3 separate regions of the Homo sapiens genome follow, and regions 2 and 3 are each linked to region 1. The links are chromatin loops, found by intact Hi-C in ENCODE. Cell type or tissue: PC-3. All regions are shown on one strand.

The links. A loop is a pair of places that touch in the nucleus more often than their neighbours do. Peaks named below come from ENCODE experiments on the same cell type or tissue, not always from the same donor. Only the 100,000 strongest peaks of a DNase experiment are listed, where the experiment ranks them.
Region 2: it touches region 1 in a loop (2.9-fold over the local background); 4 of 110 quality-filtered maps call a loop at or near these places.
Region 3: it touches region 1 in a loop (3-fold over the local background); 2 of 110 quality-filtered maps call a loop at or near these places.

The regions. Positions count from the first base shown.
Region 1 is chr5:108,896,943-108,904,942 of GRCh38, reverse strand. It overlaps FER (FER tyrosine kinase), which reads right to left. Exons shown (of 20, transcript NM_005246.4): 10 at 7,095-7,284. Among named protein-coding and RNA genes, the nearest start is that of FER, 150 kb to the right of the region's middle. In PC-3, no CTCF peak of the experiment used is centred here; a DNase peak (open chromatin) is centred at 4,122; H3K27ac peaks cover 1,120 bases.
Region 2 is chr5:108,677,333-108,685,332 of GRCh38, reverse strand. No RefSeq gene overlaps it. Among named protein-coding and RNA genes, the nearest start is that of LINC01023, 47 kb to the left of the region's middle. RefSeq lists enhancers at 1-89, 3,438-3,938. In PC-3, a CTCF peak has its summit at 3,874; a DNase peak (open chromatin) is centred at 3,832.
Region 3 is chr5:109,451,900-109,459,899 of GRCh38, reverse strand. LOC105379117 (a long non-coding RNA gene) reads right to left here. Exons shown (of 8, transcript XR_001742838.2): 2 at 3,981-4,224. Among named protein-coding and RNA genes, the nearest start is that of PJA2, 46 kb to the right of the region's middle. In PC-3, no CTCF peak of the experiment used is centred here; a DNase peak (open chromatin) is centred at 3,989; H3K27ac peaks cover 795 bases.

The DNA.
Region 1 (8,000 bases):
TGTCAGAGCCATAGAAGAATTTAATAATAGTAATGGTTTGTTAAGACACTGAAGTTCAGCATGGTAAAATTCATGCCACAGAAAAGCTGGAAGCAAAAATTTACTCATCTACAAAACTGAAATATTAATGTTATAATTAATATCTATAACTGACATTGTTCTCAGGTTCAGAAACTTTTCAACTTTTTTGACAGTAAAATCTAAACCTATATAAGCTGAACAAAACCTAAAATATATCTTACACATAAACTACACACAATAGTATTACAAGGATTTTCACTGAAGATGTATTTACAACAAAAAATTGAAAACCATGTAAAAATGTCACTCCCTCACTCAGAACGCTCAATGATTTCTAATTTCTCTATGAATTAGCACTGAAGTCCTACGTGGGTCTGTATGACTTTATGATCTAACTGCCCATTACTTCTCAGACCCTATCTCCTATTACTTTCTCTCTCTTCAGCTACACTGGCTTCCTTTTGGTTCCTCCTTTCATCTGCTCTTCCCACTGCCTGAAATATTCTCACCCCAAGCAGTCTCATTTGCTCTCTCAGTTCTTCCAGATATCTGCACAAATGGCACTTTATCAAGGAATCCTTCCTTAACCACACTATGTATAAAAATAACTCCCAGCACTCATTGCCTTATTGCCCCCAATCTTGCTTTTTTTCAAAAGAATTTACCACCATGTGACATACTATGTATTTATTTGTTTGTTTATTCACTGTCCCCTCCAATTAGAGTAAAAGGCCCATAACAGTGAAAACAAATTCTATTTTGTTCACTACTGTATCCCCAAAACCTAAAATGATACCTGACACCTGACATTCAATAAATATTTGCTTTTTGAATGGATAAATGAAAAAAAACTGAAGTAACTGTACATTCACTATTATAAAATGATACCTAAGATGCATTAAGTAAAAAAGCAAGATACAGAACACTACTGTTGTATGCTGTAACACTTGTGTAAAAAGAACAGCAGGCATATCATTTACACTTGTGTTTTTATTTGCATACAACACTTCTGGAAGATTACCTCTAAGGAAGAGAACTGGGACACTAAGAAAGGACACTTAGACCCATGTAAATGTGCATGTACTACCTATCCAAAGAAATTAAGGTTTTTCCTTTATGAATAAGAAATATGTAAAATAATCTTACAGAAAATCTACAATTCATACTTAAGAACTCAGTGAATATCAATTAATTTACCTGTAAACTAAGGTACATTTTTTAGAAAAACTGAAATAGAAGCTGATATTTTTCTACAGGATTTTATAATATACAAAATATGTTTATACACATTATCTCATTTCAGTGTCACAGAAATCCTGTAAGGCAAAAGAGGTATATATTCATTTCCTCCCTCTACGGAAAAGAAAACTCAGAAAGGTTAAGGGATCTTAACCATGTCTGGCTAATCTTTGTATTTTTAGTAGAGACAGGGTTTTGCCATGTTGGTCAGGCTGGTCTCGAACTCCTGACCTCAAGTGATCCACGGGCCTCAGCCTCCCAAAGTGCTAGGATTACAGGCGCAAACCACCAGGCCTGGCCTGACAATTTTTAGCCAACAAATTAAATGTGTTGTTGGTTGAAAATGTAACAAAATAGGATTTTACTGATACTGCTGCTCAATTAAGCAAAACTAAGTAACATGTGCAGAGAAGAAAAATCTATGTTGTGTGTTGGTCTAGCAAAAGGGCTTAAACAAAATGTGCAATTTCAGAAACAAAGGCAATTATCATACAGACTAGCTAATTACATTTATAAAGTAGAAATTCATTTTATGGTGCCATAAATTCTAGACATATCTGACATATAAGGGAGACTCTTTCAACAAAAATTATTATATGTTTGGTCCAAAGCATATATTGTCATAAAGTTAAATAACCAGATTATTCTGAAGGGAAAACGAAGTCCAATTATTTAATTCAGCATATACTAATTGAATATTTATTATGTTCTTACAACTAGATAACTAAAAAAAGAATGAAGAACATGTCTCTTAATAAATAAATAAATAAATAAATAAATATAATAAGAAAGCAGCTGATGTTTACTTGGAGATTAGAAAATTTTGATATTCTCATCACTGTGAGTCAACAGAGTTCACCCTCCTAATTTGCTCCAGAAGGCAGATTCTTCTACCCCAAAGAGCTAGAATTGAACTATTATATAAAATAATCCTTAAATTCAACAACACATAAGCAATTCAAAATTCTTCAGAATTATTAGACATTTAATCTGTCATTATCCCAATTCAATAAGAAAGGATTTATCTTCTAACTAAGCATTTCCCAAAGTATGCTCCATTACACTATGGTCCTCCCAGGAGGCTCCTTGAAAGGGAATTGGGACAATATTTTCAGAAACACTGCATCCCATATACTATTTCCCCCTTGGACATTTAATATTAAAGGCTTAGAAAGTTCCTGCAGTCAATATTACTGTTTCTTTTGGCTTCACCCAACATGACTCAAATTCTGCAACTCACTTCTCCATGGTACACTTCTTAACATCCCACAAACTAATGGGAAATACACAGAGAAAATAAAGATCTAATCTAATGAATCAAATCAATACAACAAAACTCAGACTAGTACTACTGCCAGCCTAGCAAAATAAATATGACTAACATTGCTAGGAAAACCTTCCATAAATTATCATTGTACTTCTCCTTTTGTAATTATAATGGTCTCAAAGATATCATCTCTAAATGCTCTAAAGATGTGTATTCTTATAGCCCGTTTTTTTCCTCTTTAATAGAGTACTGCCAAAGTTCAAATGAATTTATTCCCCCTCCGGTAGTCTATAAGCTTGATGGTATAACAGAAAAGACTAATCTTTCCAATGTTATCCTAAGCCTTAGAAACACTCTGTTAAGTTCAGAGAAGTAGAGTGAACCTTTGCAAATAAGGTAAAACTGTGATTTATGGTTTTTAAAGGTTACTCTACTAATAGACCAAAATTATTTTTATTTTATTTTGAGACTGGCTCTCACTCTGTCACCCAGGCTGGAGTGCAGTGGCACAATCGTGGAACACTGCAGTCTCAAACTACACACCTTAAACAATCCTTTTACCTCAAACTCCTGAGTGGTTAGCATTACAGGCATGTGCCACCACACCCGACTAATTTTTATATATTTGTAGAGACAAGGTTTTGCCATGTTGCCCAGGCTGGTCTCAAACTCCTGAACTCAGGCAGTAAATCCACCTCAGCCTCCCAAAATGCTGACATTACAGGTGTGAGCCACTACATCCAGTCTACCAAAATTATTTTTTAAATAATATTAAGGTTTATAAAATGGCAGGGTTTTATTTCTGTGGTAGACACAAAGTGATTATTATTTATTATATTCCCTTACAGGTGTGCCATTGAAGATGCTTCACTTTTATTTCTGATTCTGCTTACTGTCACTGGCTAGAGGAAATTCCAAAATTTTAAGATTCTATTATCTAACCTATTATGCCATAATCACCTGATTTAACAACCTATCTCCTCAAAGCACTTTTCCTTATACTCCATTCCTCTCTTGATGGCCTCTGTCTTTATTACACAGCTTTAATTCTTTAATCATTATAATCACTTTCTTATATGCATCTTCACTCCTCTTCCCCTCTCTTACTTAATTCATCATACTTATCTAGCATAACCACAGCTTTCCTCATTAGCATAGTTGTGAAGGAAAAAAAAAAGAAAGAAATTCATTTTTCACAGTTCCAGGAAGTCCAAGATCAAGGTGCTAGCAGACCTGGCATCTGAAAAGAGCCCAATCTCCAATTCCAAGATGGACCACTGAAGACTGCATCCTCCAAAGGAAAAGAATCCTTTGGTTTCACATGGCGGGGGTGGGGAGGTGGGCAAAGAGGTAAAGGGGAGCCAAACTCCCTCTTTTATAAAGACATTAATTACATCCATAAGGATGAAGCCCTCCTGACCTAATCACCTCTCAAAGGTCCCACCTCTTAACACTCTTACAATGGCAATTAAATTTCCACATGAGTTTTGGAGAGAGCAAACGTTTAAACTGTAACAATGAGCTTTAACTCTCATTGACTCATAGAGCTAAAATAAACATCAAGACTAAGACAAAATAAACATCAAACACTAAGAACTTGACTATACAACCCCAACCCTGATTACACATTTGATCATTTGGAACCTTTATAAGAATACCCAATGCATGGCACATTTCAATGGTACAGTTCCTTAAAGCACTCTTCTACAGAAGCATTCACCACCGAAGAGTCGGTATTTTCAGTAACACTGCCATTAACTAAGATCATGGAGCATAATTCATTGTCTCTCCTGCTCTCAAATAATATTTACACAAATTTTCACAATTTTCCATGATACAATAGTTTAATTTTGAGTTCTTCCAATTCTTCCAATATTCAAATAAGTCTCTTATTGAAATTGTATACCATTTATAGCAATGGAATTTATAAAGAGAAAATACCAATAGAACCACTTATGTGAATTCCAGGCTTTTCTTGTAACATTATTCATAAAGCAATGCTTAAACAGTCATTTGGGGACAAAATCATTTAAAGCTTTGATTGTTTTCGTTTCCAAGTAAACTGAAAAGTAATATTCTAATTATTAATTGAAAAACTGAATTACACAAAGATTTCACTGACACATGTAGATGTATTCTTAAGTTTTAGGAATTGGGCATTGTAAAAATTTCTAATTGTTCTGAAAAAATGCTGTAAAATCTCATTAACTGGCATTAATTTGTAAGAATGCCCTGTCTTATTTGTAAAATATTAATTTATTGCTTTAAACTACATATATTATAGTATTCTTTTACAAAAAAATCCTTAATGACTAAAAGCATTGCTTCAGCAAATAGGCAAGATCTAATTTATAATTAGTATTTCAACAATTTAAAATAAATTTGATAAAATGAAATATGCAGCACCATCTTGTAAAAATATATTAAGTATTATCACCATTGAATTAATGGACACGAGAGCAGAACTTGAAGGTGCCGGAAGGCAATTCATTCTCTTAAACTACACTATACACTACCTCAGAAACATTATCTATTCATTAGTTAAACAAAACTTTTCTTCAATGATTATGAAATATTAAACTCCAGATGATCAGAATTTTTTTTTTTTTTTTTGAGATGGAGTCTTGCCCTTTCACCAGGCTGGAGTGCAGTGGCACGATCTCAGCTCACTGCAACCTCCACCTCCCAGGTTCAAATGATTCTCCCACCTCAGCCTCCTGAGTAGCTGGGATTACAGGCACACACCACCACACCCAGCTAATTTTTTTTTTTTTGTATTTTAGTAGAGACAGGGTTTCACCATGTTGGCCAGGATGGTCTCGATCTCCTGACCTTGTGATCCACCCACCTCGGCCTCCCAAGGTGCTGGGATTACAGGCGTGAGCCACCGCGCCCAGCCAAGCCTTTAAATAACCAATTCCACAACGTCATGGTAACAGGGAAATATTATAAACCACACTCAGTGAACAAAAGATTTACTAGATAAGATATTCCAAAGCCAAACAAAAGGAAAACATTTCAAAAGTTCCTTTGAAAGAACACATATGCCAGATACTTATCAAGAATCATGAAGCAAGAAAGGGAATTTAATAGGGTCCTTGGTACATGTGCTGAGATCCTTATAGCTAGGACAGTGAAAGAGTGCAAGGATTCATAATTCACAATTCACAAAGTGATGTGTAGATTAATATGGCTCAATATTACTAACAACCACAATAGTTTAATTTTAATATTTAATAGTAATAGTAATAACCACAATTGTTTAAATACTTCATATTCATTACTACATTTACCGTATTCTCAGATACGGTCTTTTTTTTTTTTTTTTGCTATGGAGACATATGAACCCACTTAATCAAATCATACTATTTAGAACAACATAAAGTAAAAAGTACTAAAATATCAGCTATAGCATAACTATAATAGTTCTGTAAGTTACCCACAGGAAATGCCAAGGATGTAGCTCAGACTTTTTTAACCTTGGCACTTTTGACATTTTAGCCTGGATAATTTTGTGCTGGGAGTGTGAAGGGAGGGGCTGTTCTGTGCATTCTAAGAGGTTTACCAGCATCACCAATCTCTACCCACTAGATCTGGTTATGACAATCACAGTGTCTGGTGATACTACCAAATGTCCCAGGTATGTGTGTGGCAGGGGGTGAGAACCACCAACATACATAGATAGATAGATCAATAGGTAGATAATAGAAAAAGGAAAGATAAAGAAAGAAAGAGGAAGAGAGAGAAAAGAAAGAGGAAGAGAGAAAGGAAAGAAAAAGAAAAAGAAAGGAAGGAAGGAAGGAAGGAAAGGGGAGGGGAAGGGAGGGGAGGGGAGGGGAAGGGAGGGAAGGGAAGGGAAGGGAGGAAGGGGAGGGGAAGGGAGGGAAAGGAAGGAAGAAGGAGAAAGGAGAGAGAAAGAGGAAGGAAAGGAAAGGAGAGGACAGAAAGGAAGAGGAGAGAGGGGAGCAAAGAAGAGAAGAAAGGAGAGGAGTGGAAAGGAAAGGAGAGAAGAAGAAAGACTTTATACTAGGCATTCTTAAACAGTTAATAAAACTATGAAATAAAGTTGAATTTCAAGTTGGTGAATTTGAATGTATTTATTGTAGTCTAAGGGTCACATTTATGAGCAGAAAAAAAATTCTTAAACTAAATCAATATTTTGTATTTTAAAAGCAATAAATACACCAGCAATCTCAGATAAATAAGATTCTACTTAAGAAGAAAAAAATCAATAAATAGCTTTCTTCTTATTGCTTACTTCTCTCTTAAGAATAAGACCCTACCTTCCTGCTGTCTCCCAGGAATAAAAACAACTGCAGTCTTTCCTTTCAGTTTTGAAGGCAAGAGAAGAACTTTTTCCTCTGACTCTACAGGTGGTTCCTGAAAGTGCTCTCCAGGTGACCTGAGGTGACTGACAAGTCTATTTTGCATTTACAAACAAGTTTAATAGGACCTGCATATTAACAAGAGTAACAATTTGTTATAGCAAATTTAAATAATTTTTGTATGCACTTATTACCTAGACACTACTCTTCCAAGTTTCTCATTGGATTATTCTTTAGCTTACCATAGATGTAACTGATCGTGCATCTTCTTCATAATTTACTACTGGAGGTGGCTCTTTCCCATCATTTTCTTGCACTTTTTGCTCTAGTAATTCCTTCTGTGCTGAAAACTTTGCTTCAGTGCATCTCAGCTGCTGGACTGACTGTTTCAGTTCTTCAAGTGCCTGTTTTTGGCTTAGCAGAAGCACAATACTAAAAGAGAATAAATATAAATGATTTCAACTTCATTAAGAAGACATTAAGGAAACCTCATATATGTAAATTATGCTTTTCTTTGATTTCATTTTTATAAGAGCCCTTTAGAATCATAAAAAATATGAAACTAAGCAGATTTTAAGTTATCACAGTATTTATTACATGCTAGCATTAACAAAATATAATGAAGTGTTTGGAGTCAAATCCAAATTCAAGATGCTTTCAAATATATTATGATCTATGGCATTCATTTTATTTTAGCTAAACTATATACCTCACAGAGTAGACACTTAGGTCCAGAGGTATAGGGCCTAGAATGAATTAAAATAACAGAAGCAGGATCTTAAATTTACTTTAAGTATCAAAGGCAATATAGCTAGGGTCAGATCTGTGCCTAGGGTAAAATAAATAAAATCAAGGTGACAGTCTGGACACAAAGCTTGTGTATATGTTGTGAGGGATGTGTGTCTGGCGGCAAGTGAAACTACTATGACAAGGACTAAGGGCTAAGATGTAACTGGAGGAATGAGTAAAACAAAGGTCTCCAAATCTTTCCAACGTCTCCAATATAAATACAGTATACTTTCCCATCCCTCCTTTAAAGTACAGGGCCACAGGTTGTCTTACTGTGACTTTTTAACCCTTGGAGGCTGCCTTCAATGGGAATTTCAAACTAATTCACCCACATTGAAGCCACGTGTAAACAGGTAGTG
Region 2 (8,000 bases), 220 kb after region 1:
AGTAGCAACATCGACAAAAAGGACGTCCACTCAGAAATCCCATCTGAATGTCACCAACATCAAAGACCAAAGCTAGAAAAATCCACAAAGATAGGGAGAAACCAGCGCTAAAAGGCTGAAAACTCCAAAAATCAGAAGGCCTCTTCTCCTCCAAAGGATCACAACTCCTCGCCAGCAAGGGAACAAAACTGGTGGAGAATGAGTTTGACGAATTGACAGTAGTAGCTTCAGAAGGTGGGTAATAACAAACTCCTCTGAGCTGAAGAAGCATGTTCTAACCCAATGCAAAGAAGCTAAGAACGTTGAAAAAAAGTTAGAGGAATTGCTAACTAGAATAACAAGTTTAGAGAAGAACATAAATGATCTGATGGAGCTGAAAAACACAGCCAAGAACTTCGGGAAGCATACACAAGTATCAACAGCCAAATCGATCAAGCGGAAGAAAGCATATCAGAGATTGAAGATCAACTCAATGAAATAACACAAGAAGGCAAGAGTAGAGAAAAAAGAGTGAAAAGAAATGAACAAAGCCTCCAAGAGATATGGGACTATATATGAAAAGATCAAATCTACTTTTGATTGGTGTACCTGAAAGTGACGGGGAGAATGGAACCAAGGTGGAAAACACACTTCAGGATATTATCCAGGAGAACTTCCCCAACCTAACAAGGCAGGCCAACATACAAATTCAGGAAATACAGAGAACAACACAAAGATATTCCTCGAGAAGAGCAACCCCAAGACACATAATCGTCAGATTCACCAAGGTTGAAATGAAGGAAAAAATGTTAAGTGCATCCAGAGAGAAAGGCTGGGTTCATAACCCTTAAAGATAGAAACATTTCCCCTCTGTAGGTGGCTCCTAAAACCCTGGACATTTTACATACTGGAGTCAGATTCAAAAATAAACTATTTCCTTATATACCTGCCTCCTTTTTGAAATAACGTTCCTTATTTTTCTTATCACCAGATATGGTTGCTGTTTTTTTCCCTCAATTTGATCATTTGTTTTCCCTCTGGGACATAAAAGTTGTGATGAGGACTGGAAGTGGGATCTATAAACTGACTAGCACAGAGCCTAGCACTTGACATCCATTCAGTCAGTGCAAAGACAGCTGCATTCTTTCATCAAAAGACCAATACATTTCTATAATACATATGCAAAGAAAGTTTTAACTTTTAAGCCTTTTTTTCACAGCTTGAGAAGACAATATAAATTTTCTTTTTAAAATATAAATAAGAGAAGAACTATAGCTTAAACAGGAAAGACTTTTAAAATCCCACGTAACAAGAATGGTGGTGTAAATAATTATCATGGACACAGTTCTGTGGGTCAAGAGTCTGGGCACAGCAATTGCTCAACTGGGTCTTCTACTCAGGGTTTAGCAGAGCTGAAATCAAGGCATCAGCAGGACAGGGCTCATCTGGAGGCTCTTGAGGAGATTCTGCTTTCCAGCGCATTCAGTTTGTTGGCAGAATTCAGTTTCTTTTTTTTCTTTTTTTTTTTTTTGAGACATTGTCTTGCTCTGTCGCCCAGGCTGGAGTGCGGTGGCACGATCTCGGCTCACTGCAAGCTCCGCCTCCCACGTTCACGCCATTCTCCCGCCTCAGACTCCTGAGTAACTGGGACTACAGGTGCCCGCTGCCATGCCCGGCTAATTTTTTGTATTTTTAATAGAGATGGGGTTTCACCGTGTTAGCTAGGATGATCTCAATCTCCTGACCTCATGATCTGCCTGCCTCGGCCTCCCAAAGTGTTGGGATTACAGGCGTGAGCCACTGCACCCTGCCAGAATTCAGTTTCTTGAGGTTATAGGACTGAGGTTGCCATTTCCTTGACATGGTTACCTTAATCTTCAAGTTAACAGCAGCACTTTTAATCCTTTTCATCTTGGAATATCTGACTTTATCTTCTACTACTAGCTGGAAAAATATCTCTGCTTTTAAGAGCTCACGTGATTCCATTGGGCCTACTTGGATAAGCCAATATAACCTTCCATTTTAGGTCAGCTGATTAGTAACCTTAATTACACCTGTCAAGTCCATTCTGCCATGTAAAGTAACATATTCACAGGAGTGACTCCAGAGGGAGAAGGTCATGAGGCCCAACATTCTGCCTACCACAGATGGGTTTGGAATATATTTCATAGGTGGAAGTGGAAAGATTGGCTTCAAAAAGTATTTAACATCATATCTAATGAGACATTTATCCCTTATCTAGAAACTTCTTCTTTTTTCTTTTCTTTTCTTTTTTTTTTTTGAGACAGGATCTCAGTCTGTTGCCCAGGCTGGAGTAAAGTGGTATGATCATGATCACGGCTCACTGTAGCCTCAACCTGCTGGGCTCAAGCGATTCTCCCATCTCAGCCTCCCAAGTTGCTGGGACCACAGGTACCCATCACCATGCCTGGCTATTTAAAAATTTTTTTGTGTGGAAATAGGGCCTCCTTCTTTTGCCCAGGCTGGCGCTGAACTCCTAGGCTCAAGCAATCCTCCCACTTCAGCCTCTCAGAGTATTGGGGTTACAGGCATGAGCCACCACACCTGGCCTAGAAGCTTCTTTGAGGCCCCAATCATTTCCTTGAGTTCTCCCCTTCATCAGTCCCCAAATATCCTACTTGAGATCTTTGGGTGTGCAGAAAGAAGAGAAAGACAACTATCACTCAAGAAAAAATTTGAATTTGGGAATAAGAATTGTAGTTTGTGAGGCAAAAAACATGATGAAATGAAGCAGGAATTTGTGAGTGTGGAGGTCACTTTTCCTGTGGCTCTCCTTCTGCCTGGGTGTGCTGGCATGAAGGAAGCAGAAGAAATGAGTAAAGAGAAAAATAATCTGGGACTTGGGGTCATACATGATATGTGAGGAGGAGAAACCAGAAGCATTTCATATTAAAAAAGGTAAAACAGCAAAGAAGATCCAGAAAGCCCTAAGCAGGAAGGGAACAAATAAAGGCAGAGACAATGTTAAGGCCACACAATATCATTGACTAACTAACTGCTTTAGGAAAAAAAAATTATTAATATGTGTACATTTTAAAAAGAAACCATTTTCATAGAAGACATAATCTCACTACTTAGAATCAACCCTGTAATTTCCTAATGATAGTCAAGTATTTACCAAGTTCCTTGTCAAGTACGTTATATGCATATATACATACAAACATTGGAGGGAGGGGCTGTTATTATTTTTTATTTTATTTTATTTGTTTTTGAGACGGAGTTTTGCTCTTGTAGCCCAGGCTGGAATGCAGTGGCGTGATCTCGGCTCACTGCAACCTCCATCTCCCGGGTTCGAGTGATTCTCTTGCCTCAGCCTCCCAAGTAGTTTGGATTACAGGCACCTGCCACCACGCGTGGCTAATTTTTTTTTTTTTTTTTTTTTTTTTTTTGTATTTTTAGTAGAGACGGGGTTTCACCATGTTGGGCAGGCTGGTTTCAAACATCTGACCTCAGGTGATCTGCCCGCCTTGGCCTTCCAAAGTGCTGGGATTGCAAGCATGAGCCACCACGCCCGGCTGAGGATGTTATTTTTAGAAGGAAAAGGCCACATTGAAAACTGAGTGGACAGCTTGATAAATCTAAGATAGGAAAATTTTGCTGAACCAAAGGACCTTTTGGAGTGTTCTATTTTTTCTCACAAGCCCAGGACCTCTGCAAAAAACATCCAAAACTACTATAGAAAATGCACATTTTATTCTACTGTTTCTTCCAGCAGATGTGGATTTTTAGCGAGGAGCAATTTCACGTTCTTGGTCCAAATTTTAAAACTGCTAGGTCACTGTGTAAGAAACAGTTGACTAGGTTTTGCTTTCCATTGCCTTGGACCAGCTAAAACAATTGTGCCCTCTAGCCTATGAAGTCTGTACTGCAAAGGCCATTTCAACAGTGTTTGCTTCAGGTTTATCCTCAATTTTGGTTCTTGAAATCAAAAGTCATAAAAAAATATGGTAGAGATTCACAAAGACCTCTCCAGTTTTCTCTTTCAGTTGTAAATAACAGAATAACTAAAATGAAAACAGCTTAAACAGTGAAGACTTTTAAAACCCCACATAACAAGAATTGTGTAATAATGTAATGGTGTAAGTAAAGCAATTAATCTCACTTGGGTGCATAAACTGACTATTGTGAGGTTCATTTACTTCCTTAGCTCTACCAGAAAAACAAAGTAACTATACTACACTTTTGTCTTCATATTTTAAAAACCTTACCTATTATAGGAAAATATTCCCTAAAATATTGCTAAGTAGGAAGGTATTGATCATTTCCTAATAAAGGCACACGACTAAGCTTATACTGATAAAGTCCGGAAGTTGCCTGCTTGACCTTTATTAATCACCTGGCATTTAGGATACTGATTTTTTTAAAGCTACATTTTAGTCAGTTAAAGCCACCTCAGCATCTTTAAAGAATGCTTTGATTTGATCTATTTCTACTTTTTCTTTGAGGAAATCAAGCTGGGAGTTCTGAGAGCACATTCTGTTTGCTTATTTGTTCCTTTTATCCCTTTCTGTCCTCTCTGCATGCTAGGGCACACCTCACCTTGAAAAGAACTCATCAGCCGCCCTCAAGATGGGAATTGCAATGCCTTCATCTTGAGCCACTTTTAACAGAGTTTCATTTTTTTTCTGCTTTGATTTTGAATAGTGCCTATGTTTGAACACACTAAACACATTTTGGCCAAGTTTCCTTCATAGAGTTGGAATTCAGATTGGTTGTCAGGTTATTTAAAATAACTTTCTGTCTGGATTGGATCACTGTTAATTGCTCTGATCAACTGCAGTACATGGTTAAGGTAAAAAAAAAATATTGAGAAGAGACCCCCAGTCAATCTGATCTTACTTCATAGACACAGACAAATGATGAATTTATGTTAGTTAGGGAGGCCAAGGAAGGAAGAGGAGACATCATTAAAGAGTAAATGTTTCCAGCATTAGTTTCTGGGTCATTAAGCCCTAATGATTGATCTTATTTGGTTATTTTAAAGGCTACTGGAAACTAAAATGGAAACAGTTCAGAATACTTCCTTTGTATACAGAAGATTTTGTTCATGGCAACAGCTATGTGTGCCTAAACATTTTGTGTCACACAAACTCCTGCATTTGACATTTCTATCAGAGAGAACAAATAAAAATCATCCTAGAGCTTTCAAACACTCAAGCCATGTTGGGGCTTTGAAAGATCTTGTCATTTCAGAAGTGAAGAAATGGGGATGCTCTCAAGAGCAAGGGCAGCTTAATGGATTCCCCCAAAGCCCCAAAAGCACCTTCTCATGACTTAATTACTCTAAAAATTTCTATTTTTTACATTGCCTAAAATTTTCATCAATAAGAAATCATTTGATTTATTAATACCAAAACCTCATATGAAGATAGTAAACACCTTTGGGATGGTTAAGGTAATCTCACCATTCACAAATGTATGTATATTATCAGGTGAGATTGATTTAATAAATCTTTGGGACAATAAAGGGTATTTTTCTTAATTAAAAATTACAATGGAAAATTCAGTATCAGTCATGTTTAGGAGTTCTTCCTCTTCTCTAGTGTTATGTAAGGGTCCCAAGCAGCTTGTGCTATCCAAAAACCTTGGGGAGGAGAGCCTGGTATGAGCTCATCATAGTTGCACTGAGATCCTCATTATTTGTACTTATTACATGGCACTCTGCTGATTGTGGCACCTGCCCCTCTGCACCGAAGTCAGCCACTGGGTCCTCTGAGGAGGCTCTAAAGACTGAGGCATTCTGTGCTCAGCAAACAGGCATTCTTGCACCAGTCCCATCAGACATCCTTCTGAGTTTCTGTGTAGGGGAGGGCACAAGTGTCAACTACAAGAACCTACCACCCCTTTACTTCTTCTAGGCTCTGGAAAGCGTCCATACTTAGAACTGGGTTCTCTCCTCTCTTTCAATCAACAGAGCCCTCCCTATCCACACAATCCTGCGGTTAGAGAGAGGGAGGGAGAGAGAGAGAGAGACAGAGAGACAGAGACACAGAAAGATAGAGACACAGAGAGAGGGACAGAAACTTTCGAAAACAAAGACTTAACCTTCTGAGCAAAGACAGCTTCAGACCTCCAGGATACCTGCCCTTTTGAGAAAAGAAAGATGAAAGCCCCTATTACGGAGAGCTGTTCTGTTCAAGTTATCTATTGCTATGCCATGAAAGGTAGCTGGGCCTGGGGTCATCTTGAAGGCCCTTCCACCATTTATAGCTGGTAGTTGTACTGGGGAGACTCCAGCAGCTAGGGCTGGAACAGTTGAGTTCCTTGGGTATCTCTCCCTCTATGTTGCCCCCCAACATGGTCTCAAGGAAACCTCAGGGCAGCTGGACTTCTTACTGAGTGGCCAAAGGCTCCCAGAGTGAGTAGAGTGAGTATCCCAGGGGCACCAGCCAAGGCTGCCTGGTCTTTTCTAGCCTAGCCAATAAGGGACTCAGTGTCACTTCCAGTGTACTCTATTCATTGAGGCAGTCACGAAGATCCACTCAGTTTCAAGAGGAGGGGCCATGGACTTTACCTCTTGGTGGGAGAAGTGTGAAAGAATTTGTGGACGTGTTTTAAAACCACCACAAGAGCATATAAGAAAGAAGGAGGAGGAGGAGGAGGAGGAAGTGAAGGAGGAAGAGGAGGATGAGGAAGTGAAGGAGGAAGAGGGAGAGGAGGAGGAGGAGGAGAAGAAATTACTTGTTTTTCAGTTAGATTCTTTTTCTCCTCTATGTCCACCCATGACCACCAGGCTGCTGAGAACTATCTCCCTTGCTTGGAAATCCTCTGTAAAGCTCTCCTGCTCTCACTTTTGGTCCCACTGTCCCAAATCCTGATCATCACTCTCTGCCATGCCCCTTTAGACTAAAGGCAGGTTGGGTTCTGTTTCTGATCACTCTCTGCAGTTCTGTGTACCGGCACCTATGGGCAAGTGATACTATTTCAGTCCTGGCCAGACCATGGGGGAAACCAGGTCCCAGCCGGGGGCAAGAAACAGCTCCAGTTTTCTGGGAGGAAGACTGGGAGGTGTTAGAGGCACTGAGGTTTGAAAAAGAGAGCTGTGCATATGCAAATGGCATTCTTTAATTCAGCAGTTCACTGGGCTTTCTGCTCTGTGGCCAAGAGTTGGAGAAATGTCTCTGTGCTTCACGTCTTTCCTCTTGGAATCCCATGGTTTCCCTCACAGGACACAGAGTACAGACTGATTCTGTTGGTGCTGACGGTAGTTCCATATGGATTCCCTGTGAGCCTCCATTCTCACTTATAAAATGGACAGCCTTGCAGTATTAGGCATCTAAAACTCTTACTGTGATATGGGTCTCGCCCACATCAATTCTGTAGCAGTGCTTTTTCTTTAGCAAGATGTATCCTAAGCTCTGACCTACCCACTTACCAAAGAAATGGAATCATAAACCCACCGTATATTGGATTTTACTTATAATAAGTGAGGATCTTACCACATTAACACTGATTCAGAATCAACTTGCAGAACAGATTCTTTCTGACACTTCTAGTGAACTGGTTTTTTTTTTGTTTTAACAATTCACAAAATTTTGGCAGATTTTATTCATTTTGGATTTTAAAAATATTATTTTAACAAAATTCCTCCTCAAATAAGTGCTTATTCTTTACACACAATTCAGTGAACTACTTCTTTCAGCCTCAATAGGAAAAAAATCATGAAAGCAGTTCCATTTCTTCTTCTGCATATAATGAATCTTTTCACATTTCTTGTAGTTAATGTCTTAAAAAATAAAAATGAATGACAGCCTGAAACATGCTTCTCATATTCATCTGTGATGTTGTGTGGTTAATAGTCCAGCCTCACATTTGCATGGGACCAGCTGTCAAAGATGGCACTGCAGGGAATCCACTATAATTTTAAAACATGTTGCAAAGTCACATATGTCCATAAATCTACATTCACTAGAATGCTTATGGGGACATATTATCATCAGATTTGAAAATAATCCTTTATTGCTTTCATTTTGAACTTCACCCTTTACTTGACTCAAATT
Region 3 (8,000 bases), 550 kb before region 1:
GTCTGTTAGGTCCACTTGGTGCAGAGCTGAGTTCAATTCCTGGATATCCTTGTTAACTTGCTGTCTCATTGATCTGTCTAATGTTGACAGTGGGGTGTTAAAGTCTCCCATTATTATTGTGTGGGAGTCTAAGTTTCTTTGTAGGTCTCTAAGGACTTGCTTTATGAATCTGGGTGCTCCTGTATTGGGTGCATATATATTTAGGATAGTTAGCTCTTCTTGTTGAATTGATCCCTTTACCATTATGTAATGGCCTTCTTTGTCTCTTTTGATCTTTGTTGGTTTAAAATGTGTTTTATCAGAGACTAGGATTGCAACCCCTTCCTTTTTTTGTTTTCCATTTGCTTGGTAGATCTTCCTCCATCCCTTTATTTAGAGCCTATGTGTGTCTCTGCACGTGAGATGGGTTTCCTGAATACAGCACACTGATGGGTCTTGACTCTTTATCCAATTTGCCAGTCTGTGTCTTTTAATTGGAGCATTTAGTCCATTTACATTTAAGGTTAATATTGTTATATGTGAATTTGATCCCGTCATTATGATGTTAGCTGATTATTTTGCTCATTAGTTGATGCAGTTTCTTCTTAGCCTCGATGGTCTTTACAATTTGGCATGTTTTTGCAGTGGCTGGTACCGGTTGTTCCTTTCCATGTTTAGTGCTTCCTTCAGGAGCTCTTTTAGGGCAGGCCTAGTGGCGACAAAATCTCTCAGCATTTGCTTGTCTGTAAAGTATTTTATTTCTCCTTCACTTATGAAGCTTAGTTTGGCTGGACATGAAATTCTGGGCTGAAAATTCTTTTCTTTAAGAATGTTGAATATTGGCCCCCAGTCTCTTCTGGCTTGTAGAGTTTCTGCCGAGAGATAAGCTGTTAGTCTGATGGGCTTCCCTTTGTGGGTAACCTGACCTTTCTTTCTGGTTGCCCTTAACATTTTTTCCTTCATTTCAACTTTGGTGAATCTGACAATTATGTGTCTTGGAGTTGCTCTTCTCGAGGAGTATCTTTGTGGCATTCTCTGTATTTCCTGAATGTGAATGTTGGCCTGCCTTGCTAGATTGGGGAAGTTCTCCCGGATAATATCCTGCAGAGTGTTTTCCAACTTGGTTCCATTCTCCCCTTCACTTTCAGGTACACCAATCAGACGTAGATTTGGTCTTTTCACATAGTCCCATATTTCTTGGAGGCTTTGTTCGTTTCTTTTTATTCTTTGTTCTCTAAACTTCTCTTCTCGCTTCATTTCATTCATTTGATATTCCATCACTGATACCCTTTCTTCCAGTTGATTGAATCAGCTACTGAGGCTTGTGCATTCGTCATGTAGTTCTCATGCCTTGGTTTTCAGCTCCATCAGGTCCTTTAAGGACTTCTCTGCATTGGTTATTCTAGTTAGCCATTCATCTAATTTTTTTTCAAGGTTTTTAACTTCTTTGCCATGGGTTCGAACTTCCTCCTTTAGCTTGGAGTAGTTTGATCGTCTGAATCCTTCTTCTCTCAACTGTCAAAGTCATTCTCTGTCCAGCTTTGTTCCGTTGCTGGTGAGGTGCTGTGTTCCTTTGGAGAAGGATAGGTGCTCTGATTTTTAGAGTTTCCAGTTTTTCTGCTCTGTTTTTTCCCCATCTTTGTGGTTTTATCTACCTTTGGTCTTTGATGACGGTGATGTACAGATGGGGTTTTGGTGTGGATGTCCTTTCTGTTTGTTAGTTTTCCTTCTAACAGTCAGGACCCTCAGCTGCAGGTCTGTTGGAGTTTGCTGGAGGACCACTCCAGACCCTGTTTGCCTGGGTATCAGCAGCGGAGGCTGCAGAACAGCGGATACTGGTGAGCACCAAATGTTGCTGCCTGATCGTTCCTCTGGAAGTTTTGTCTCAGGGGGGTACCCGGCCGTGTGAGGTGTCAGTCTGCCCCTACTAGGGGGTGCCTCCCAGTTAGGCTATTTTGGGGTCAGGGACCCACTTGAGGAGGCAGTCTGTCAGTTCTGAGATCTCCAGCTGCGTGCTGGGAGAACCACTACTCTCTTCAAAGTTGTCTGACAGGGACATTTAAGTCTGCAGAGGATTCTGCTTCCTTTTGTTTGGCAATTCCCTGCCCCCAGAGGTGGAGTCTACAGAGGCAGGCAGGCCTCCTTGAGCTGCGGTGGGCTCCACCGAATTCGAGCTTCCTGGCCCCTTTGTTTTCCTACTCAAGCCTCCGCAATGGTGGGCACCCCTCCCCCAGCCTCGCTGCCACCTTGCTGTTTGATCTCAGACTGCTGTGCTAGCAATGAGTGAGGTTCTGTGGGCGTAGGACCCTCTGAGCCAGACACAGGATATAATCTCCTGGTGTGCCATTTGCTAACACCATTGGAAAAGAGCCGTATTAGGGTGGGAGTGACCCGATTTTCCAGGTGCTATCTGTCACCCCTTTCTTTGACTAGGAAAGGAAATTCCTTGGCCCCTTGCACTTCCCCGGTGAGGCGATGTCTCGCCCTGCTTCGGCTCACGCTGGAGGCACTGCACCCACTGTCTTGCACCCACTTTCCAACACTCCCCAGTGAGATGAGCCCAGTACCTCGGTTGGAAATGCAGAAATCACCCATCTTCTGTGTCACTCACGTGGGAGCTGTAGACTGGAGCTGTTCCTATTTGGCCATCTTGGCTCTACCCTCTCCTGGCTTTTTATTAAACAATAAAATTAAAATGGAATTTATTTCATACTATTCAGGTAAAATTGGTTATATATATATATATCTCTTATTTAGCTATAAATAAACCCAGAAAGGAGGATCTGACAGGTTGGATGTCCTCCCAAGACTGCTAGAGACCAAGCTTTTCTCACAAGGGTGCTTTAATACAGAAAGAGATAGAGATGGCAGCAAATGGGATAGAAATATTTTTGTTTTAAGACACAAAACTTACTGTATGTAACCAATACATTTTAAAAAGTGTATAATAATAAGATTTATAATAATAGAGTATATCATATGTAAAGCCAGAAAAAAAATCCTTGGTTTACCTGTTTGGATTGTTTGGAAACTAACACTTCAACAAATAATCCTTTGAAATCAGAATTCTATCATTTTCATTACCTCATTTCCCCAAATGGAAAACTGTCTTTTTAACATTCTTACTTTATTAGATAAAGTATGTGATGGACATAAAGATTTTATCCCTCCTTAGGTACATATAAATCTTGTATTTCTGTTGCATTTCACCTACCTTAAGAAAAAAAAAAGAAAGAAAAGTAAAGTAAGAAAAGATTGCAGAAGCTTTGTAGCATTGAGAAAATGCATTATAGCATTTCAGAATATTTTGTTTGCTTGACTGAGAGCCAGAAATGATTAAACACTAAAATACAAATAAAATGTTTCTCAATCCAAATAGATTGGAAAAGATTTTCTGTGTTCCAATACAGTATAATTAACAAATGCAATAATGATTTTTGCCAAGGATTTATTACATGAATTTCATCAAAATGTTGATTTAGATCATTTGACCCATTAAACCCAATTTTAATTTTATATAAAAATTTTGGAAGTTTGTATATCTTGCTAATTTGATATGAATATTAGAGTATTATAGTTAGTCTAAATTTTTTCTTTCATTTATTTTTATTAAAAAAATATTTAGGTGTGCGTTCTCACTATGTTTGTCCAGGCTGGTCTTGAATTACTAGTCTCAAGTGCCTCCCCCTATCTCAGCCTCCTAAAGTGCTAGATTACAGGTGTGAGTCTAAATAATTTTGATTTAGTGTATTTAATACGTAATTCATTCACGTAGTTCAAAACTCAGAAACTTTAGAAGGTATGCAAAATATAAAAGTCTACCTTCTGTACATGATCCTTAGCTGCTCAGGGCCAGTCACCTCTATAAGTAACCACTGTTAGATTCTTATGAGTCATTCTGGTGTTATTCTGTATGAAAATGAGCAGATACAAGTACAGACCAATGACGCATTCCATTTCTCAGTTTGCTTGTCTTCTCTGTAGCAGTGACTGGCACTTACCACGCTCTGCATGTAGAAACAGTTACCCCTTGGCCTTTCTCCTGGCTTTCTCCTCCCTCTCTAGCACTCCTCTCCCTTCTCCCTGGCAGGCACTGTTTCCTCTGTGTCCGGTACAAACCAGTTCTTCTGTTTTCACATGACATATTCTTCCTGAGTGATCTCATCTATTCCCATCAGGCATAAATAAAGGTATTAGCATCAAAGCCATTTGTGGATGAAGAAAGTCTTTTCAGAAAAGATGAGTCTGCAGAATAAGGAGGAGACTGTTAGAAAAGAGCAACAGTAAGGGGATTTCTAAATGGAGGAAACAGCATATAGAAAAGCTAAATGGATAAAAGAGGGGCAAGACCACAAATGGAGTTACCAGCTCAATGTCTAACCTAAAAGATATTTGTTGCAAATGATGAACCAAATAATGAATAATGTTCAAGGAATATTTTTTACCAAAAGTAATTATTTCGCTAAGTCAACCATACAAATTGTGGAAACTGAATGAAAGGAAACTAAACTAAAAGAACTGAGTCTGCGTGCAAAGCAAAATGTGAATAAAATCGTAAATGAACACATGCTCTACGAGGAAACTAGTTTCTCAGCCTCCTGGTCATTGCCAGCATACTACTCTGCTTAGGTCACCTCTATGTGTGGAAAGGTCATCCAGACAGCTTTGCAGATTGGCAATTTGTGAACCTGTCTCAAGATCTATAAAACATATTGCAGCAGAACTTCAAAGCACACTTTGCCACATGGGTGGGAGACCTTTGTTTCCTTTTTTTTTTTTCTGCTTTTTAAGTCTGTAAACCATAATAAGGGCACATCAAAACCCTGTTGCTTTCTAATGTAACACAACAATGACATATTAAGTAGTATGAAAAGCATTAGCTTTCTTTTTGGATACCATTTTTTAAATAAACATTTTTTTTCTTAGACTTGCCATTCTCTCCGCTGAGAGAATAGTCTTCCAAAGTTGCAAATTCTTGTTCAAAAGCCAGAAGGAAAAGAAGCCATTCTGAACATACTTTAGCTGAAGAACATTTCTGCCCCTGTGAGGACAGCGTTCTGACTACCTAGATCACAGGATTTTTGCCTTTAGCAGAATACTTTTTGTTGATAAACCTTTATAATCTAAATTGATTGTTTCCATGTCTGTAAGATTCCCTTAGCTATATCTAAAAAGGACTAGGAAGAAACCCGAGGAACTGGTTCCTACTGCAGGAACAGACTGTGGTCATTGTCCTGTCACTTCATTTCCCTGGATTCCATTATCTTCCACTGTGCTAACATCACAGAACTGGTAAGAGAATCAGGTAAAATAAAATTACTTTTAAATCACAGATGCTATCATACAGGTGTAGGAATCTTCTAAACTTGGACCTACCTCTTGTTTGGGGTGATACCATACTTATATTTCTTTTTATCGCAATGAGATGGCAATAGCAGAATACCAATAGATAAAGCATTTCATATTCCCTTAATTCTCTGTGTGGTGCAAATGATAAACAATAGCTAAATTGCCTCCAGTTCTCTGCCTAAAGGTAGGACTCTTCATCCATCTGTCCTGAGCTCCGGTACCAAGGTCTCTCAGTTGGCAGTTGGGGAATAGATGACAAAAGCTTTTTTCCAAAGTTTTACATCCAAGTCAATGTGGGGAACCCCCACATTAAAAAGGGTAAATTCTGATTCTTTTTATCCTTTCCCCAGGGCAGAACTATGACCTCAATGAGAAATACAATTATAGCTTCATTGCAGGAGATTTACAGATATTACCCACATATTCTCACTATAAACATGTAGCCTCTCTTTCAGAAAAGGGCATGGTGACCATGGCATACTTTCCTGAAGAACAATGGTTTTGACCTAATGATCTTCAATGAGAAGAAAAAATGATATGGAAATGTCAGAGGTCTCAAGCCAATTTGGAAATTTTCAGGAAAGTGTTCTCATAACAAGAAGTGGCGTGGTATAATTAGAAAAGAGTTGTCCTAAAGTGAGATCTGAATTCTTGTCTGGTTACCCCATTTTGTTCTGTGTAACCTTTGTAAGTTACAACACTTGCAGGCTCTGCTTCCTTACCACCAATGCATGCCTACAATCTCTAAGCCCGCTTACAAGGCCAACACACTATGGTTTTTCTAATCATAGCTGTCTTTAATATTTTGAATCCTGATGTAACTTACTGGAGGGGAGAACAAAATGAAGTTTGAGTCTCTCAATGTTTTTCAGTGAGTTTTTAAAAACTGAACTTTTTAATCAGAGAGGCAAAATTTTAGTGGGGCTAATAAAGGCCTGACAATGACTTTCTTCTTTTCATTTAAATGTGGGAGGATGCTATCTGTATATGGGCTAATTTTGTCCACCACTGAACCAGAACAAATCCAACAAACTATGCCTGAATGTCTATCTCAGTGAGACTGCAAGGGCCACTGATGAATCAGAGTTAAGATGAGAGGAGATGAGGTCTCTATATCAAATGGATGATCTGTTTGTATCTAAAAGCCACTGTGTGCATAGGTCATGTTTTTAAAAGGGAAAAATATTCTCTGGCTACTTTAAATCCTATGAAGCAACTTTGGGGTTTCTATTCAACAGAACAAAAGGCAAGAACCAAGAGTTTTAAGTTCAGTTCAGACTTCAAATATCTGAGCATCAGCATGTCAATAAATACAGGCTAAAGTCACAGCTTCCCCAACATCACTGTCTCTCAGTTTACATACAATGTAAAAAAAGAATTTGATACAGCATCAGTCAAAGGTTTATCAACATATTATTTTAAGGTAATGAGATAAGGAGTTAAGTACACGGAAGTCATCTCACAGAAAGGTCGAATTTAACAACAACTACAAAAAATATGTTTTGATTTTCTCTAGACAAAGTCAATCTTAGTAAATTCAGATAAACAAAAAATAGAAATAATAAAAATCAACTGCAAGTCCAGCAATCTGTTAATATTTCCATGAGTTTCCTTATATTCTTTTTTCATGAATATATGCCTCCCAAAGTGCTGGGATTACAGGAGTGAGCCACTGTGCTGGGCCTGAGTCAGTTCTAAAGAAGAGACTGCAGCAGAAGTGGCTTGGCATGGCTTCCAAAGCTAGATCATGACAGGCTTCATGACTGAAGTAAAGAGTATTCGCTTTTCTTTGCCACACTTTCCTTATCTGTGAGATGAGAAAACTAATACTATCAATTTCATAGAATTATTTTTATAATATCATGGTTAATATACATGAAAGCCTTATCACATGTGGCTTGTAAGCAATATAAAATTGCAATCTACTATTTATTAAGTTGATTTTTTACTTTTTAGAAATTTCTGCCTGTATTTGGTATATATTCACATGTGGTTAAAGCTCTGCAGGTAACCATGAGTATTTTCTTAGAAATTTATAAACATAGAGTTGCTGGATCAAGATGTATGCATTCATTCAGAAAACACTGTCGAACTCGATTCTCACTTTGGAGTGAGAAACTCTGTTCTATAAAAGGCACATGGCATCAATTATCCTGATTTTGTGGGTGGATATTCCCATCACTTCTAAATCAGCTTTCATATTTTTATTAAAAAACTAGAAATAAAAAAGCAAAACATACTTGAGTTAGCAAGAAATCTTATGAACTTCTATGTCTTTTGCTACAGAACTAACAAGACAGAGTTTTCAGTTATTTTGCATAAAGTATCTAATTATGGGCCTGGGAATGGATGTGAATACAGCATAAAAAGATGTTATAATGGCTGGGTGGCTCATGCCTGTAATCCCAGCACTTTGGGAGGCTGAGGCAGGCAGATCATGTATGGCCAGGAGTTCAAAACCAGCCTGGCCAACATGGCGAAACACTGTCTCTCCTAAAAATACAAAAATTAGCCAGGTATGGTTGTGTACACCTGTAATTCCAGCTACTCGAGAGGCTGAGGCATGAGAATCTCTTGAACCCAGGAAGTGGAGGTTGCAGTAAGCCAAGATGGCACCACCACACTCCAGCCTGGGTGACAGAGCGAGACATTGTCTCACAAAAAAAAGAAGT